Linked DNA regions of Homo sapiens: region 1 is linked to region 2. Evidence: chromatin loops called from intact Hi-C (ENCODE). Cell type or tissue: mammary epithelial cell. All regions are shown on one strand. Each heading gives the region's core, and the rest is flanking DNA. Links, peaks and the distances in the headings are about the cores only. Region 1 holds the start of LOC124905272 (small nucleolar RNA U13). Region 2 overlaps FTSJ1 (FtsJ RNA 2'-O-methyltransferase 1).

What was found. Hi-C counts contacts between places; a loop is a spot of excess contacts. Peaks named below come from ENCODE experiments on the same cell type or tissue, not always from the same donor. Only the 100,000 strongest peaks of a DNase experiment are listed, where the experiment ranks them.
Region 1: it touches region 2 in a loop (8-fold over the local background); 40 of 110 quality-filtered maps call a loop at or near these places.

What each region holds. Positions count from the first base shown.
Region 1 is chrX:48,079,743-48,089,335 of GRCh38, forward strand. LOC124905272 (small nucleolar RNA U13) reads left to right here and starts at 2,025; the gene lies at 2,025-2,128. In mammary epithelial cell, for the core only: a CTCF peak has its summit at 3,681 (motif pointing right); no DNase peak of the experiment used is centred there.
Region 2 is chrX:48,484,218-48,493,810 of GRCh38, forward strand. FTSJ1 (FtsJ RNA 2'-O-methyltransferase 1) reads left to right here. Exons shown (of 13, transcript NM_012280.4): 13 at 1,519-2,133. Among named protein-coding and RNA genes, the nearest start is that of FTSJ1, 13 kb to the left of the region's middle. RefSeq lists a silencer at 4,871-5,104. In mammary epithelial cell, for the core only: no CTCF peak of the experiment used is centred there; a DNase peak (open chromatin) is centred at 3,414; H3K27ac peaks cover 2,391 bases.

The DNA.
Region 1 (9,593 bases), core at 2,669-5,168, 400 kb before region 2:
GACATAGGCAGGTTGTTTTGCAGAATGTACCTTGGGTTCATACTGACATCTCTGATTCCAGTCCAAGGTCTCAGGATTATTTTAGCCCTACCTCCTTTCCAGATTTGTAATGCCTTTCTCAGACAGTGAGAAACATGGCTCTCATTATCTCTATTTTACTCATTTGTTCAATCCTCATATACACATAAAGTAGTCTCAGAATTCCTAACCATACCCCTGTGTTAAAAAAAAAATCACTAACTAAATTACAAAATTTGGCTGGGCATGGTGGCTCATGCCTGTAATCCGAGCACTTTGGGAGGCCGAGGTGGGAGGACCACTTGAGCACAAGAGTTAAAGATTAGCCTGAGCAACATAGGGAAACCCCATCACTATTTAAAAAATAAAAATAAAAAAGTACAATATTTGCATACAGTCATTTTTGATTTTTGTCTTATAGTATCCAGTCAAAATAACTGTTTCCCAAAGTTACTCAGATTAGCTATTTTCTTCCTCATGCCCGTTAGCGTGGTTATGTTATTCATTTGTAATATACTTAGGTTCCTTTGTTTCTATTTATGTTCCATTTTGGGTCCCCCCAAGCCTAGTTTATTTTAATGTATTTATTTTTTCACCTACTTCCTCACTTTTCTATATCTATTTTTGCAATATGTGAAACACTACTATGCTTTTAAAAGAGGCAAAACTATACCAAAAGAATAAAAGTGTTCCTCCCTGCTCATCCCTACTTCCCATCCCCTCCTTTCCACCATGTTCCTACCCATCCCCTTTAGGTAAAAATCTCGTTCATTATTGTTTCATGCGCAAGCTCAGGATGAAAGTGTTGGGCCTTGGGAGGTGGATTCCCATGATTCCATGCTCCGGTTCCCTTCTGCAGTAAATGTATCCAAAGGCCTGACCGTGCTTCTTAGATTTCCTGGGTGTAATGTATTGAAGAGGGTGGGGGAATTCACCTGAGCGCATGGTTGTGGGATCACCCAGAAATTGAGGAGTTTCACTATTTTATTTAATTTAGGGTTTAAAAAGTTAAAGTGTGTTCCATATACCTGCAAGAAAACAGCCAGTTTATGGCAAAAACGGTGCTATCTTGAAGCAAATCCACCATCATGATCAACGTTTGACTCCTGCATACCGAAGTGTTCTGCAGCAAGGTTTTTAAACAGTTCCTGCAGTATAGATAACCTTAATAATAAGCTTATTTAACCTGCCCAGTTTTCTTTCTCTTTTCTTTTCTTTTTTTTCTTTTCTTTCCTTTCTCTCTCTCTTTCTCTCTTTCTCTCTCTTTCTTTCTTTCTTTCTCCTTCCTTCCTTCCTTCCTTCCTTCCTTCCTTCCTTCCTTCCTTCCTTCCTTCCTTTCTTTCTTTCTTTCTTTCTTTCTTTCTTTCTTTCTTTCTTTCTTTCTTTCTTTCTTTCTTTCTTTCTTTCTCTCTTTCTTTCTCTTCCAGAGTCTCGCTCTGTCACCCAGGCTGGAGTGCAGTGGTGCGATCCTGGCTCACTGCAACCTCTGCCTCTCGGGTTCAAGCAATTCTCCTGCCTCAGCCTCCAGAGTAGCTGGGATTACAGGTGCCTGCCACCCACACCTGGCTAATTTTTACATTTTTAGTAGAGACAGGGTTTCACCATGTTGGCCAGGCTGGTCTCAAACTCTTGACCTCAAGTGATTTGCTCGCCTCGGCCTCCCAGTGTTGGGATTACAGGTGTGAGCCACTGTGCCCGGCCTCCCCAGTTTTCCAGAGTTTTGGCAAGCAAGTCTAAGACCAGACTGGCTGGACGTGTCTTTACTCTAAAAGCATGCTATAGAAAGAATACTTTCTGATGGGCGGGTGCGGGGTTCCACCCTCTTAGAGCTCCCTGAGATGGCCTGCATTCCTAAGTCCCTATTAAATATTCCTTTCTGAGAACTGGGTTTGTCAGCCTTATTCTTCTGCCTTTCAGTTCCCTTGGCCTTTAGGGGTGGGTTTGCGTATACCAGCTACTGTGGAACATTTGCTGAGCCAGGCAGGAGCTGAAGAACTAAGAAATTGATCCTTTTGTAGTTCCTAAGCATGATGATTGGGTGTTCATGTGCTTATGTGAGATGTGCCTTTCTCAAACCTTGTTATGACATCAGCACATTATTCATCTGATATGAAAAAAAAAAAAAGAAATGGGTAAGGGGAATGAAGCATCTGTGCGTGAAACTCCAGGGTGGCCAGCAACATCTATGTGGGGTGGTGTGACACCTCTGTTAGATGCTTGTGGACCTCCGCATGAGTAATGGGACATCCCGAAAACTCAAAAGGAGTTATTAACTGAAAGCCATATAGTGCACTGCGATAGGGAAGGGTGGTGGATAACCTATCCAGTGGGCTGGCCACTTCTCTGGGCTGTTCATTTGGCATTGGAGGCCCAGCTAGCAGCAGAGATGAAAATTAAATGGCTAGGGAAGGAATTGCAACAAGAAAAAGACACGTGACTTTTGACTTTTCTCCTTGCATCCAACATAATGAAGAAAATTGACGACCAAGAGAACAAAAATTGAAACCTTAGCATGTAGATAGATTGGTCCGCCTAGGGGGAATGAAATGGAAATGACCAGAAATTAAAGCTGTCATAACTAAGCCCGATTGGGATGTGAAAATTTGGAAACCCTGGGAATGTTGTGGAGAGGAATATTTCGATGACATAGAAGTCATAGCTGAAGAGGGGAATGAAGATCTTTGGCAAGCTCGCCCCTCGTGCACAGGAAAGTGAAAGCTGAACAACTCCAGCAAAATTGGAGTTGGCTGATCCAGGAGAATCTCACAATCAGTGTATATCACTCTCACTATCACTATCTCACTGCTACAGAACTCCTAAAGATTGCAAAGACGTTTAAACAACCACCTAAGGAACCACTGACCTCTTAGATGGTCCAATTGTGGGACACAGGGTTTTTCTTTAGCTGGGAATCAAGCAGAGAAAAATGATTAATATCATCACCCACCTGGTCCTGCAGCAATACCTTCATAACCCAGGAAGAATAGCCTTATGGAATGGATTATTCTAGCTATGAGAGAGGCTTGGCCTAATGAGAAAGATTTACCAGGAGGGACAACCTGCTGGTGGTCAATCAAAGAGGCCCTGGGGCTTCTCTGGGAATTAGGAATGAGGCAAGCCATCTATACCTGGGTTTTCACAGGAACTGATATAGCAGTTTTTACTGCCAGGGTGAAAAATAAATTGCTACAGCATGCATGAAGAGAATGGCAGGGCCCTTTTCTGTCTTTGTTGAGGCCTGGAGTGGAACAAGATGTATATGATGTGGGACAAGGCATTGCAAATTTGGAAAAAACTGAGCAAACCAGGGACAGGGTAAGCTTGGGAACCTGACGAGGGTTAGCAAAAGGGAAAAAGAAAATCCCACAGAAAGAAGGAGGAAAAAAAGGGAAAGGGATAGATAAGAGGCACATGTAAGTAAATGTGGCATGATTTATTGGGAGCAGAAACACCCCAATAAAAAATAGACAAACAACCTAACGCTGTATTAGCAGTCACATAGAGGGAACTACCGCCTAAACAGCAATTTCGTTGCTTCCTTTCTGCCCCTCCTGCAGAAGAGGAAGACTAGACCCCTTCTTGTAATGCCCCAGCCTATCAGGGTGGATCCCATCCGGGCTCCGAAATTACTAGGGCCGAGGTTAATCCCATGTTTGAACAATAGAGGGCGACCAGAGGCCCCATATTGAGCTCATCACTTACTGGTCCTGAGAATTAAGACTATTGCCTTACTAGGGACAGAATGTACTTTAATCCATGGACACATTCAGAAAGACCCTTTGGTCAATGGTCTGCCATTGAGGGTTATGGGGGACAAATGATCCCGGTAAAAAGGACTTTAATACATCTCGGTTTGGGGAAAGTGTCCTCTGCCCCATATATGGTGCTTATTTCCTCTATTCCATAAAATATTTTAGGCATGGATATTCTGTTAGGAAAGACTGTAAACTTCAGTGGAAGAATTCAGATTAAAGGTGGGTATAGTACAGGTATTCTCAGGAGAGGTCAAAATGGAAACCCGTACAATTCTCTAGCCCCAGGTAGGTTGTCAACGTTAAACAATACAAATTGCCTGAGGGGCATACTGTAATAAGTGCAGCTATTGAGGAACTTAAAAGGTACATATTATCCGGCCAACTCAAAGCAAGATTATCAGTTCCATCTGGCCTGCATGCAAACCTGACCAGGCCTGGCTGATGACTGCGGGTTACCAGAAATTGAACAAGGTAACCCTGGCCATACAAGCTGCAGTTTCTTAAATTACTCAGGTAGTCAACCACATCGTGTCTGTCCTGGGTACACATCATGCTGTCTTAGGTTTGGCTAATACCTTTTTCTGCATTCTACTGTCCAAATAATCACAAAACCAATTGCTTTTACCTGGCAAGGTTTCCAGTGGACCTTTCAAGTGCTGCCCTAGGGCTATTTCACACTCCTACAATTCGTCACCCAATGATAGCTAGAGACTTGTCTTTGCTCTCACTCCTGACTTCTCTTTTTTAGTCTTCTTATATTTATAATATGGCGTTAACCTCTGAGATGTTCATGTGTATTATGAAAGTCTGAGGGCATTGTGCAATCATCTTCTGGAACAAGGGTGGGAAATCAACCCTTCAGAAGATCTAGGGCCCAGGGCCTGCAGTGAAGTTTTAGGGGTTACATGGTGGAGTAAGATTCCTTTTATATTGGGTACATTAATGGACAAAATCCAGTAATATCCAACTCTGAAAACAAAAGAGAAATCCAAACATCTGTGGGTCTTTTAGGATATTAGAGAGCATTTGTCCCACCCTTAGCCCAATGTTTGAGGCCACTATATGGACTTATTAGAGAAAGGAAACATTGAGACTGAGACACGTCACAGCAGGGAGCTTTGAACAGGCTAAAGTGCTAGTATAGCAGGTGCAAGCCTCAGGCACCCCTTTAGAGGGAGTAGAGATGACTTTGGATGTTACTGCTACTCCTGTGGGCAGGAGTTGGGCCTTATGGCAACCACGGTATGGTAAATCAATCCCTTTAAGATTTTGGTCACAATTACGGAAAGGAGCGAAGCCAGATACTGAAAGGAAATTTTCCCTGACCCCTTCACAGGCCTCATGACAGGGGTGCCTTGCTTACTCAGCCCACAGCTCTCAACCCCTTGTGGGATGGGAAGCATGCAGGTGAGCTCGTGTAAGAGCCAGGGAAAGTGCTTTAGGGTGCTGGCAGGAGCAAAACTCTGTGCGTGCCCCAAGGCAGCATCTAAGGAGGATAAAACTCCCGTGGGCCCCCAAAACCCCAGGGCATGCATTACAGTGAGCTCTTTTAGCTTTACTGCCCGAGGATGGCTTAAGTAAGTGTTTAACAGCTCAGTGAACCTTCTGCCTTTTCGTGAGGGCAAAGGGTCAGTGTGACAGCCTTTTTGTATTCCGAGCTCTTGTCCAGCATCCAGGAAAAATCAGATTGCACGAACGAATTGAAGGATAACAAATGCAGGGGATTTTATTGCCGATGGAAGTGGCTCTCAGCAGGAAAGGGAGCTGGAAAGAGGAAGGAGCAGGAGAGTATTCTTCCCCTGAAGTCTGGCCATCTTCAGCCAGACTGTTCTCCAAAGTTCTGCCATCAAGCCATCCCTCTGAAGTCAAACTGCACCTCTCCAATGTTCAGCTGCTTCTTTTCTTCTCCCCTTCTCTGCTCTCTGCCAGTGGAGCCTGGGGTTTTTATATGTACAGGATGGAGAGCATGGCGGGCCAGGGGTGGTTTTGGAAAAGGCAACATTCGATCAGGAAAACGGGGATGTGAAGTTCTCACTTTGGGCTGCGGTTCCAAGCTTGAAGGTGGGGCCCTCGTCAGGGACTCCACTTCTTCTGCCTAGAATTTATCTGCCTCCTGTCCCTATCAGTACTCTCCCATTGAACAAGTGCTAGCAGTGTATGCTTTACAGAAGGTGGAATAATTAGCAAAGACCCTTCCCATGACTGTGAGAACTGGTCTACCAATCAAGGGATGTATAGAAGGATTATTTAAATCACCCACCTCCGTTTAAATCCCAAACACCTATCTTGAATAAATGGCATGCCTGTTTGCAACAATGAAGTGTCCTGGTAACCAATCCCTTAAGCCGAGAATTGCATGCTGTGTTAGGCCTTGTTATATGTGAGCAACCAAAGGACATCCCTTTGCCCCTTCCTACCCCAGTGTGTGACTCGATAAGCAAAGGAGTGTTATGCATCCCTGATCATGCTTGGTATACAGATGGCTCCAGCAAGGGAAACCCCTGTACTTGGACCGCTGTTGCTATATGACCACAAACTGATACAATCTGGCTTGATATAAGTACCCATCACAGTAGACAGTGGGCTGAGTTGCAAGCTGCTTGGTTAATAATCACACATAAGCCCTGGCCCCTGGCTCTTTGTGCTGATAGCTGGGCTACATTCAAAGGCCTAATTATGTGGCTAGCCCAGTGGCAACAAGAAAAATGGGTGTTTATGCACAAACCCATATAAGGCATGAACATGTGGCAAGACACATAGAGAAGCTGCAACACCTTGCAGCTGATGAAATAGTTGGTATTTCATGTAGTGGTACACAATAGGACTCAGTTCCAGGAAGTATAGAAGCTGACACCCTAAGAACAATTAGAAGCATTGTGCTCTGTCCCAGGCCAATAAATAGAGACCTGTGTACATAACAAAAGTAGTAGTCATAGAAGTGCAAGAGTAGGCTTGGAGATAGCCAAGAAGGCAGGATTGCCCTTAAAATATACTGACCTCCCAATAGCTGTTAAAAATGTTGATATGGTTTGGCTCTGTGTCTGCACCCAAATCTCATGTTGAATTGTAATTCACACATGTCAGGGGAGGTGGCTGGATCATGGGGGCGGTTCCCCTATGCTGTTCTCATGATAGTGAGTGAGTTCTCATGAGATCTGATGGTTTAAAGGTGTTTGGCAGTTCCCTCCTTGCTCTCTTTCTCTCCTGCCACCATGTGAAGAAGGTCCTTGCTTCCCCTTTGCCTTCTGCCATGATTGTAAGTTTGCTGAGGCCTCCCCAGCCACATGGAGCTGTGAGTCAATTAAGCTTCTTTCCTTTACACGTTACGCAGTCTTAGGTAGTTCTTTATAGCAGTGTAGAAACGGACTAATACAAATGTATACCACATTCTTGATTCCATCCACACTATATACCATACCATGCAGGACACACTCATAGGGCTGTCTACCCTATAACAGATCAGCAAATGAATTATATAGGGCTTCTTTTTGTAAGTCAAGACAAAAAGTATGTATTGGCCTGTGTAGATACTGCTACTGAACTGCTGTAAGTTTGTCCTTGTAAGTGAGCTAATCAAGCCAGTACTATTAAAGGTTTAGAGGCTCTCAGTACTATGTATGGATATCTTTGACACATTGACAGTAACCAAAAGACCCATTTTGCTGGACATGATGTGCAGGACTGGGCCACGGAACACAACAGATCATGGCATTTTCATCTCCCATGTAACCTCCAAACAGCAGGGTTCACTAAAAAGAAAACTGGTCTTCTGAAAGCACAAATTCAGTTTCCTGGGGAGGCTGAGCATGGTGGCTCACACTTGTAATCCCAGCACTTTGGGAGGCTGAGGTGGGAGGATCGATTGAGGTCAGGAGTTCGAGACTAGCCTGGCCAACATGGCGAAACCCCATCTCTATTTAAAAAAAAAAAAATACAAAAATTAGCTGGCCGTGGTAGCACACACCTGTAATCCCAGCTACTCTGGAGGCTGAGGCAAGAGAATTATTTGAACCTGGGAGGCAGAGGTTGCAGTGAGCCAAGAGCATACCACTGCACTCCAGCCTGGGCAACAGAGCGAGACTCTGTCTCAAAAAAAAAAAAGTTTCCTAGGGAAACCTACAGTATTAATCCGTTCTCACATTGCTACAAAGAAATACCTGAGACTGGGTAACTGGAAAAGAGGATTAATTGGCTCACCGTTATACAGGCTATGCAGGAAGCACAGCAGCTTCTGCTTTGGGAGAGGCCTCTGAAAGCTTCTGATCATGGTGGAAGGCAAAGGGGGAACAAGCATCTCACATGGCAGGAGCAGGAGCAAAAGAGAGTCAGAGAGGAAGTGCTACACACTTTTAAACAACCTGATCTCACAAGAACTCACGCACTATTGTGAGGATAGTACGAAGGGGGTGGTGCTAAACCATTCATGAGTAATCCACCCCCTTGATCCAATCACCTCCCACCAGGCCCCACCTCCAACATTGGGGATTACAATTTGACATGAGATTTGGTGGAGATACAGATCCAAACCATATCACCTATCACCTACCTTGCTAGAGTGGATGAATGTGTGATCTGCAGGGCTTATGTATTTAACTTCAGCCAAAGCAGGATGCTTGCTCCATATGACTTGTTGGGACCACCGTACCCCAAGCCTACCACTATTTGCATATGGGTAACTGAGAAGACCGCTTTGCTCCCAGACCTGATTGACAACCAGCATATTTTGTGCATAACAACACTGACAGATATACTGTCAGGGGAGAGGACACTGCACTGGGGCTTAGAATGGCAAATACCCCCAGGCTGGATAGGCTATTTCTTGCCATAGATGGGGGAATATCCTCAACAGTTAGAGTGGTTCCCATTGCTCCTATTGAATACTGGACCCATGATCACCCGCTATAAATGGTTAGGGGAAACAGTATTATAAGCGAACTAACACAGGAACAAAAAACCAAATACTGCACGTTCTCACTTGTAAATGGGAGCAAAACATTGAGTACACATGGACACAAAGAAGGGAACAAGAGACACCAGGGCCTACTTGAGAGTGGAGGGAGGGAGGATCGAAACACTACCTATAGGATACTAAGCTTATTGCCTGGGTGATGAAATAATCTGTACGCCAAACCCCTGTGACATGCAATTTACCTATATAAGGAACCTGCACATGTACCCCTGAACCTAAAATAAAAGTTTTTTTTAAAAAAAGAAGCACAAATTCAAACTTTCCTGGAGAAACCTACCTTGCAAAGGTGGATGAATGTGTGATCTGAAGCCCTTATTTCTTTAACTTCAGCCAAAGGGATGAGGTGCCTGCCCCATGTGATAGGTTGGGACCACCATTCCCCAAGCCTACTATTTTTCACATACGGGTAACTGAGAGGACTGCTTTACTTTCAGACCTAGTTGACACCCACCATATTTTCTGCATGAAGACAGTGACAGACATTCTACCAGAGGAGGGGACACTGCACTGGGGCTCAGAATGGCAAATACACCCAGGCTGGATCGGCTATTTCCTGCCAGAGATGGGGGAATATCCTCAACAGTTAGAGTGGTTCGCATTGATCTTATTGAATACTGGTCCCCGATCACTCATTATAAATGGTCAGGGGAAGCATATATACCCCATGGCATGGTGGTGAGCTCTCTAATATGGTGTACTCTCAATCAAATTACTTTGACCACGGCTGCTGACACTTCATCCTTGGGCAACATGGTTGGTATATGGCCCCTTTCCCTTTACAAAAGCCAAGAGCTGACTCTATACTAACTACTCTAAATGAATGGACTGGTGTATTCTGACAGATGGAAAAT
Region 2 (9,593 bases), core at 2,396-4,895:
GCCACTATGCATGGCTAATTTTTGTATTTTTAGTAGAGATGGGGTTTTGCCATGTTGACCAGACTGGTCTCAAACTCGTGACCTCAGGTGATCCACCTGCCTCGGCCTCCCAAAGTGTTGGGATTACAGGTGTGAGCCACCACACCTGGCCTTTTTTGTTTTGTTTTTTGTTTTGTTTTGAGAACAGAGTCTCGCTCTGTCGCCCAGGCTGGGTGGAGTGCAGTGGCACTATCTCAGCTCACTCCAACCTCCGCCTCCCGGGTTCAAGAGATTCTCCTGCCTCAGCCTCCTGAGTAGCTGGGATTACAGACGTGTGCTCCCACCTCACCCGGCTAATTTTTGTATTTTTAGTAGAGACGGGGTTTCACCATGTTGGCCAGGCTGGTCTCAAACTCCTGACCTCACAAAATCTGCCTGCCTCAGGCCTCCCAAAGTGCTGGGATTACAGGCCTGAGCCACCACACCTGGCCACAAGAAGCCACCTTAAGAAAAAATTGAAACAGCAAATCATTGTGTGAAAGAGATTTACAGTTTTTAATATTTAAAGGGTCCTGTAAATCAATAAGGAAAAACATGAGAGTGGCCAGTAAGCACATGAAAAGCTGCTCATCAGGAAAATACAAGTGAAAACTCAAAATATCAACAACACTAAGTATTTGAAAGGATATGCAGCAATTGAAAGCCTCGTACATGCTACTGGGAAGGTAAAATGGTGCAGCCACTGTGGAAACTTAGGCATTACCTACTAAAGCTGCATGTGTGCCAGTTCCACTCCTAAGAAATGAGTCCTAGAGGCCGGGTGCCGTGGCTCAACGCCTGTAATCCCAGCACTTTGGGAGGCCGAGGTGGGTGGATCACCTGAGGTCAGGAGTTCAAGACCAGCCTGACCAACATGGCAAAACCCCATCTCTACTAAAAATACAAAAATTAACCGGGCATGGTGGCGGGCACCTGTAATCCCAGCTACTCAGGAGGCTGAGGCAGGAGAATCACTTGAACCTGGGAGGTGGAGGTTGCAGTGAGCTGAGATCGTGCCACTGCACTCCAGCCTGGGTGACAGAGTCAGACTCCATCTCAAAAAAAAGGAAATGAGTCCTAGAGTGTTGCTAGCAGCACTATCTATAGTATATGCCCATTAAATCGTGGTACATTCACCGTGGAGAACTGTACAACAATGACAGTGAACATCCTGCAATTACACCAAATAACACCTTGTAGTTATTCATTAAACTGAACATATATAGGTTTTATGCATTTTCTATATGTCATGGTTCACCATAAAAGGAGGAAATGTCACAAAAATGTTAGCAGCAGAGTTAGCTAGGTGTGGTGGCACATTCCTGCCTGTAATCCCAGCTACTTGGGAGGCTGAGGTGGGAGGATCACTTGAGCTTGGGAGGTTAAGGTTGTCGTGAGCTATGATGGAGCTCCACTGCACTCCAGCCTGGGTGACAGAGCAAGACCCTGTCTCTAAAAAAACAAAACAAAACAAAAAAACTTTCTTTGACTTTTGGTTAGCTGGCAAACTGATACAACTCAGAAACTGCTCAATGTCAGGAAAACCGGAACTTGTTGATGAACTTGTTTTCAAAATATCATCTCATCAACGAGGCCTGGACAAACAAGCCCTGAGGAGGGATCTGCAACAACCCTGAAGACAACAAGGAAAGAAACCATGAAAGTCTGTCTGTACTGCAGTGGGAATTCTTGAGTGAGGTCTTACCTCTTCTTTAAACCTCTTCAGGAGTGTCCTGATTATGTCCAGAATTTTCCCTAAAGGCAGGGATTCTTAACCTGGATAGAAGCCAGGGGTAACCATGAACTTGATGGAAGAAAATGTTACATCTTTATTTTCAGCAATGAAACTGAAATTTAGCCTTACTCCCAAGTTATAAATGCTGGCAACAAATCACAGTAGTAAAAGCAGTACCTGGGATTTTCCCACCAATACAAACCAGTTACAGCAACTGTAATGTAACATAAAAAGGGCATCTTGAAGTATTGTTCATATTTGTCACCTCTTGGAATGATAGCAGATCCTGTAAGTTGATGTATTAATTAAAAAGCCCATATATTACTGCATCTCAATTTTGTTTCAATTTAATATATAGTAATAATTGTAATTCAATGTAATTGGCTTCCATTGTAATTGTGTGTGTGTGTATGTGTATGTATATACTTTTAAAAATATTCTGTGAAGGGGTTCACAGATTTAACCAGATGCCAAAGGGTTCTGCAGAACAAATTTATTTATTTATTTTGAGACAGAATTTCGCTCTGTCACCCAGGCTGGAGTGCAGTGGTGTGATCTTGGCTCACTGCAACCTCTGCCTCCTGGGTTCAAGCGATTCTCCTGCCTCAGCCTCCCGAGTAACTGGGATTACAGGCACCCGCCACCACACCCGGCTAATTTTCGTATTTTTAGTAGAGACGGGGTTTCACCATTTTGTCCAGGCTGGTCTCGAACTCCTGACCTCAGGTGATCCACCCACCTCGGCCTCCCAAAGTGCTGGGATTACATGCGTGAACCACCGCACCCAGACTTCAGAACAAATTTTTTAGGTTAAAAACCTGTCTTAAAGAAACGTCAGGGCCAGGCGTGGTGGCTCACGCCTGTAATCCCAGCACTTTGGGAGGCTGAGGCAAGCGGATCACTTGAGGTCAGGAGTTTGAGACCAGTCTGGCCAACATAGTGAAACCCGTCTCTACCAAAAATACAAAAATTAGCTGGGTGCGGTGGCACATGCCTGTAATCCCAGCTACTCAGGAGACTGAGGCAGGAGAATCACCTGAACCCGGGAGATGAAGGTTACAGTGAGCCGAGGTCGCGCCACTGCACTCCAGCCTGGACGACAGAGTGAGACTCTGTCTCAAAAAAAAAAAGCAATGTCAGAAAGTCTACCTGGACTGCAGTCCTAAATTTCTATAACTTAATGAACAGGAGCTGACAGAAACTCCCCAGCTACACGAACAGAACTGTTTTCTACAGCTTAATCCTGTGTCCTTAGAAATTCACGTACTCTGTGATCCAAGGACTATCCACGCCACAGTCCAGTGACCTCAGGAGTATCCACATACCAGTCTGCGACCCCAGCTGTTTCCACACCTGACTGTGACTCACCCCAGTTACCATGTGTGACCCCAGGAGTATGCACACTCAAGTCTGGGAAAACCATTGTCCAATCTCCAGTCAGAAATGGTGTTTAAATTCTGGAGCGTGTGTTCATAGGCATGTCTACACTCCGGTCTCTGACCACGAAAATAACCACACCCCAGTCTGTGTGACTCCAGGAATGTCCAGACCCCAGTTTGTGTCAGTCTAGGAGTGTCCACACCATGGTGACTTAACCCAGGAGTCTTCTCACCGAAGTCAGTGTGACCACAGGAATGCCCACACCCCAATCTGTGAATATGCACAGCCCAAGAATGTATGGCGGAAGTGTCCACACAAAAGGCCGTGTGACCACAGGCGTAGCCACACCCATTACAGTGCAAATTCAGCAGCGTTCACACGACAGCCTGTGAGACCTCAGGAGTGTCCTCACGCCAGGTTCTGTGAGTCCAGCAGTGGCAATGGCTTGGAGTTTCCATAGCCATCTTAGTGGTGCCATAAATGTGTAGCTCAAACGGTGACCACAGAGGAGTCCACAGCTCAGTCTGTGGTGTCCTGGGAGTGGTTTTGCCCCAGTCCAGCCACCTCAGGAGTGTCCCCACCCAAGTTTTTATGACACAAGTAATGTCCAGTTCCCAGCATATGTGACCCTGGTGTTGTCCAAACCCCATAGTCTCTGGCTATTAGTGTGTCTATACCCATCTTGACGGCCTCAGGCAGGTGCACTCCCCCATCTGTACGACCAGAAGACTATCGACTCCCCTGTCATTGTGACCACAGGAGTGTAAAACTCCAGTGCCAGTGACTACTGGTGGGTCCACATTCCAGTCTGGGTGACCCAGGGGAGGGCACAGCCCTGTCTGTGTGACCATAGGAGTCTTCACACCCCAGTGTCTGTAAACACACAGGAGTCAATTCCCCAGTCAGTGTGACCAGAGGAATGTTCACACCAAATTGTGTGACCACAGGAGTGTCCACACCTATCTGCATGTCCTGAGAGGTGTCTATACTCCAGTGGGTATGACACCAACAGTGTCCACAACAAAGTCTGTGTGACTCCAGGAGTGTCCCTCCCCCCAGTCAGTGGGAGTCTAGAAGGATCTACACCAAGTCTTGGGAGCCCAAGGGTGTCCCTTCGCCAATCTTTGTCACTCAGGGGACATTCACCCCCCAGTCACACAGACGAAGCATATCCACAGCTGGGTCTGTGTGACCCCAGCAGAGTCTACTTCACAAGTCGTGTAACCACAGGAGTGTCCCCAGACGAACCTATGGGAATCCAGGAGTGTCCACATCACAGTCACTTGACCACAGTGGTGCTGACTTCCCAGTTTATGTATCCTTAGCCATGTCCTTTTTCCAGACTGTGTGACCCTAAGTGTCCACACCCCAAACTCGGTGATCCAAGTCACTCCAGTCTGCGTGACTCCAGTGTTGCCCACACACCAATCTGTATGACCCTAAGAGAACACATCCCGGTCTGTGATGCTTCAGCAGTGGCCACACCCTACTCTGTGTGACCCCAGAAGTGGCTACACCACAATCAGCATGACCTCAGGATTTCTTACTCCAAAATCTAGTAACATCATGAGTGTCTACACCCTCACCTGTGTGATTCCAAGAGGATCCACACCCCAGGCTGTGTGACCCTGGGAAGGTCCCTATAGCAGTCAGTGTAAACCTGGGAGTGCACTCTTCCCTGTCAGTGTGAGCTGGGAGGGTGTATCTAGAGGAAGAGTGATCCAGGGAAAGGCGAAGGGCCGGATGTGGTGGCTCACACCTGTAATCCCAACACTTTGGGAGGCCAAGGTGGGTGGATCACCTGAGGTCAGGGGTTTGAGACCAGCCTGGGCAACATGGTGAAACCCCGTCTCTACTAAAAATACAAAAATTAGCCAGGCGTGGTGGCACATACCTGTAATCCCAGCTACTTGGGAGGCTGAGGCAGGAGAATCACTTGAACCTGGGAGGCGGAGGTTGCAGTGAGCTGAGGTTGTGCCACTGCACTCCAGCCTGGGTGATAGGCCAAGACTCTGTCTCAAAAAAAAGAAAGAAAGGCAAGGGCCCTGAGGCAATGGCCCTGAGGTGCCTGGCACATTTGAAGAACAGGCCAGTGGGGCAGGAGCAGAGTGAACAAGGAGCCAGTGGCGGGCGGTGAGGTCAAGGAGGGCCCGGAGGGCCTCGTGGGCCACGGAGAGGACTTTGGCTTTTTCTCTGAGAGAGATGAGAGCCATGGCAGGGCTCCGAGCAGAGGAGGGCCCCGGGCTGACTTGGGTTGCAACAGGATCCCTCTGGCTGCTGTGGTGGCGGCTACTCAACTGTTATTGTTTGTCAAAACTCAGAGAACTGTATGCCAAAAGGGTGAACTTTATCGTATGTAAATTATAACTCTTTACATTTAAGTTATAACTTTTGGAAAATGTGCAGTACTGGCCAGGCATGGTGGCTCATGCCTGTAATCCCAGCACTTTGGGAGGCTGAGGTGGGAGGATCGTTTTAGCCTGGGAGATTGAGGCGGCAGTGAGCTGAGATCATGCTGCTGCCCTCCAGCCTGGACAACAGAGCAAGACCCTGTTTTGAAGAAAAAACAAAAAACAAAACAAAACAAAAAAAGTGCAGTACTTTGCAAGCAATAAAGATTTCTATTTCTGCAAGAGAGGCTGTGCTCATGCCTGTCCTTACCCCTCTCCTTCCTGCACAAACACATCTCAGGAATGCACCTGAGGAAAAGGAGGGAGCCGGGGCCTCCCTCAACTGCTCAAGGTAGTGCTCCCTTTGTTGTCTGCTGTGAACTGAATTGTGAATTCAGCAAATTCCTTTGTTGAAGCTTTAATCCTCAATGTGACTGTATTTGGAGATGGGGGTAATTAAGATTAAATGAGGCCATAAGGGCAGGGTCCTAATCTGATAGAACCGGTGTCCTCATTAGAGAGGGAAGAGATGCCTGAGCTCCCTCCCTCTCTCCCTGTGGGCGCACAAAGGAAAAGCCACATGAGGACAGAGAAAGAAGGTGGCTGTCTACGAGCCAGAAAGAGAAGCCTCACCAGAAACCAACCCTACCGGCACCTTGATCTTGAACTTCCAGCCTCCAGAACTGTGAGAAAATAAACGTCTGTGGTTTAAGCCACCCAGTCTGAGGTATTTTGTTAAGGCAGTCTGAGCAGCTAATTGGCTCTCAGTTTCAAGGCTGATTTCAAGAGACTCGTGTTGGCCAGGTATGAGGGGAGCCAGTGCTCAAGTGAAGGAAGGAAAATTCAGCACATCCTCCTCGTCTAGCTGAAGGGGGCTCTGGAGCAGCAGGAGGGGCCCAGGGCAAGCCTGGAATGAAATCCGTGGCACTCCTGCAGGTTCTGGGGGCGGTGTCCATGGAATATCCTCTGCCACATAACAAAATGACTAATAATTGCTTGGGGAGCTTTCAGAACTGCCCCAAGGCTTCCTCTAACACTCCACCCACACCTGGTTCATGCCAGGTTGCTCGATGCCTTGGTTCGGGAGAATAGGTGTGGTGTCATCTCAGGCTTGGTGGCAGCCCAAGGGAAGGGGCAAGTGTTCTGAGTCTCTCTAGATGACACAGGAGCTGAGGAAAGCTGGAGTGAATTATGAGTCACAGCCCGTACCTCACAAGAAAGTTCTGCCCGATGCCAGAGCTGGGAGCCATCACCAGTTATGCAGGGTTGGTGGAGAAGAGCCTCGGGATAATTGGTATGCATGCCCGCACATAGGTGTGTGCGTACCAGTACGTGTGAAGTTATGCAGGAGTGCGTGGTGTGCTTATGCCCATGTGTGTGCACATTAGTCCTTTTGTGCATGCATGCATACATGGCACATGTGTGTGCATTCATGCTTTGCTGTTTTGAATGCAGGTATGGTTATAAGTGCATATGGGCAACAGAAGTTCAAGTGTGAATTCTCATGGAGATGCTAGGGTGTAGCAGGCACATGGGGACCTGTTCCCTGACAGGGGTGTTTGTGAAAAGCAACTGTGCATATGTGTGAGGGTGTACTTATATATGAGATTCTATGTGCAAAGCCCTATGTCCGTGGGTGCTAGCCTGAGTGTTTGTGTCTGTGTATATACATGTGTATGCCAGCGTGCACATGCATGGCTGTGTGTGAGTGCGTAAGTGAAGGGGAGCACATTGGCCCAAGCTGGTAAGTCTAGTATCTATGCATGTATACCCCTGGGCACCGCCCCCCCCGCCCCGTGCAAGTGTGAGTGAACAGGTACACAAGGGCCTGGGCGTAGATGTCTGTGCACATGTACGTGGGCATGCTGTATGCATGGCTGCAGGGATTTCCCACGTGTGTGTGTGCACAGATGCACAAGTGCCCAGGAACCTAGATTGTGGTGTCTGTACACATGTACCTCTGGGCACCATGCATGTGTGTGTGCAAAAGTGCAAGTGTGCCTATGGGCTCAGGTCTGGCTGTCTGTGTACATATACCCCCTGGATGCCCATAAAGGTGTGAGTGTGTACTGCAGGTGCATATTTGTCCGTGGGCCTCAGTCTGGGTATTTGTGAACATATAACCTGTGTGAACGTGCATGGGTGTGTGGATGTGATCAGGTGTGCCCATGGACCCAGGCCTCGGTGTCTGTGTACAGGTACCTCAGGGTGCCCGTGTGTGTGTGTGTGTGTGTGTGTGTGTGCGCGTGTGTGTGTGCATGTGCATGTGTGTATGTGTGCATGTGTAACTCTGGAGGTCCATGCATGTGTGTGCGCATGGCTTCAAGTGTGTCCAAGGACCTGGGTCTGGGCATGTGTGTACATGTATCCCTAGGAACCCATGCATGAGTATGCTCACGTGTTCAGCGGTGCCAATGGCCTTGGATCTTGGTGTCTGTGTATGTGTACCCTTGGGGGACCACAGATGGCATTCATGCATGCATATGTAGCACCATGGAGGGATCTGTGTGCAGATTTACCTCTACCTACACCTGGCTGGGGATCATAAAGAAAATCAAGGGATGCGCTACCTCCATGAATCCAGGTTTCAGCAGAGCTAAGGGAGTGAAATTTGGGGCCATTTTACTTGTCTCAAACCTTGTTATCTGAGAGAAAGCTAGAGCTTCCTTCTTTCAGCCCCCAGAGACAATGTGGCCAGGCTCCGGAGGGCTGGGAAGATGAGCAATGCTTGTGAGTCACCATGATAGGAAGCAGAAGGGTCAGGAAGTCCCTGGGAGCAAGGCTTAGGGTTAGGGTTAGGGAGAAAACACTTGGGCCTGGAGGCTCGGGGCAGGCTTCCTAGAGGGGAGGGGTAGGAAGAGGCAGTGACAGGGCCCACAGCAATGGAGAGGAGTTGGACTGCAGGGATGGGGTAGGGGGACAGACGACAAGGGACACTCAGAAGACTAATGTCTGGGAGTGGGAAAACAGTGTTTGCTCAGCCAGGAAGCTGCATCCAGCTCTTTTATCATTTGTAGAAGACCAAGTACCCAGGCCTGGGAGGAGCCCAGAGATGAACCAGAGTTTGGAGCTGGGGGCGGGGGTAGTTCTCTCTGTCCCTGTAACAGGCAGTTTAGGCTTAAAGAGCTGTCCAGGCTGGGCGCAGTGGCTCACGCCTGTAATCCCAGCACTTTGGGAGGCCGAGGCAGGCGGATCACCTGAGGTTGGGAGTTCAAGACCAGCCTGACCAACATGGAGAGACCCCCGTCCCTACTAAAAATACAAAATTAGGCAGGCGCAGTGGCACATGTCTGTAATCCCAGCTACTTGGGAGGCTGAGGCAGAAGAATTGCTTGAACCCGGGAGGAGGAGACTGCATTGAGCCGAGATCACGCTATTACACTCCAGCCTGGGCAACAAGAGTGAAACTCTGTCTCAAAAAAAAAAAGAAAGAACTGTCCAGGATTCCACGGGCCCCTGGGGCCCAGGGTAAGCTGCCTCCCCTTTCTGGGCCTCGGTCTTCTCCATTGTCACATGGCCTGCCTGTCTGCAGCCCAGGCCCCGGGAAGCATTTAGCCTGAGAGAGGAGCCCATGGACAGTGGGCAGGCAGCTGGCTGCTCCCCAAGATTGGGCCACCCTCCTGCTCCTCTGCCACTTCAGAGTCTTTACACCCTGCCCCAGAGGCAAAGCTTGGAAATGGGCTGGGGGAGCCATGGCCACAGGCCAGTCAGCATGGGGGAAGCCTGGTGGGGTTGAAACCCTGGGCTAGGAGGGGGCACGTCCATCACGAACCCTGGTCCCCCACCAACCCACCCGACCATAGCAGGGGAGGCACAGGAACCCACAACCTTCCTCCTGACCCCAGCTGGAGAAGGATGTTGCTGCTCCTGAATTCCAAGCTGGCCCAGATGTAGAGTGGTCCCCCAAGGGTATACTTGCACAGACACCAAGATCCAAGCCCATTGGCACAGCTGAAAACATGAGCATTCCCATGCATGGGCCCCTAGGGGTACATGGACACAAATCTCCCCTTCCAGTCATGGCACCCCAGTCCTGATCAGCTTCACCCCAAAAAGCTCCCAGGTGCGGA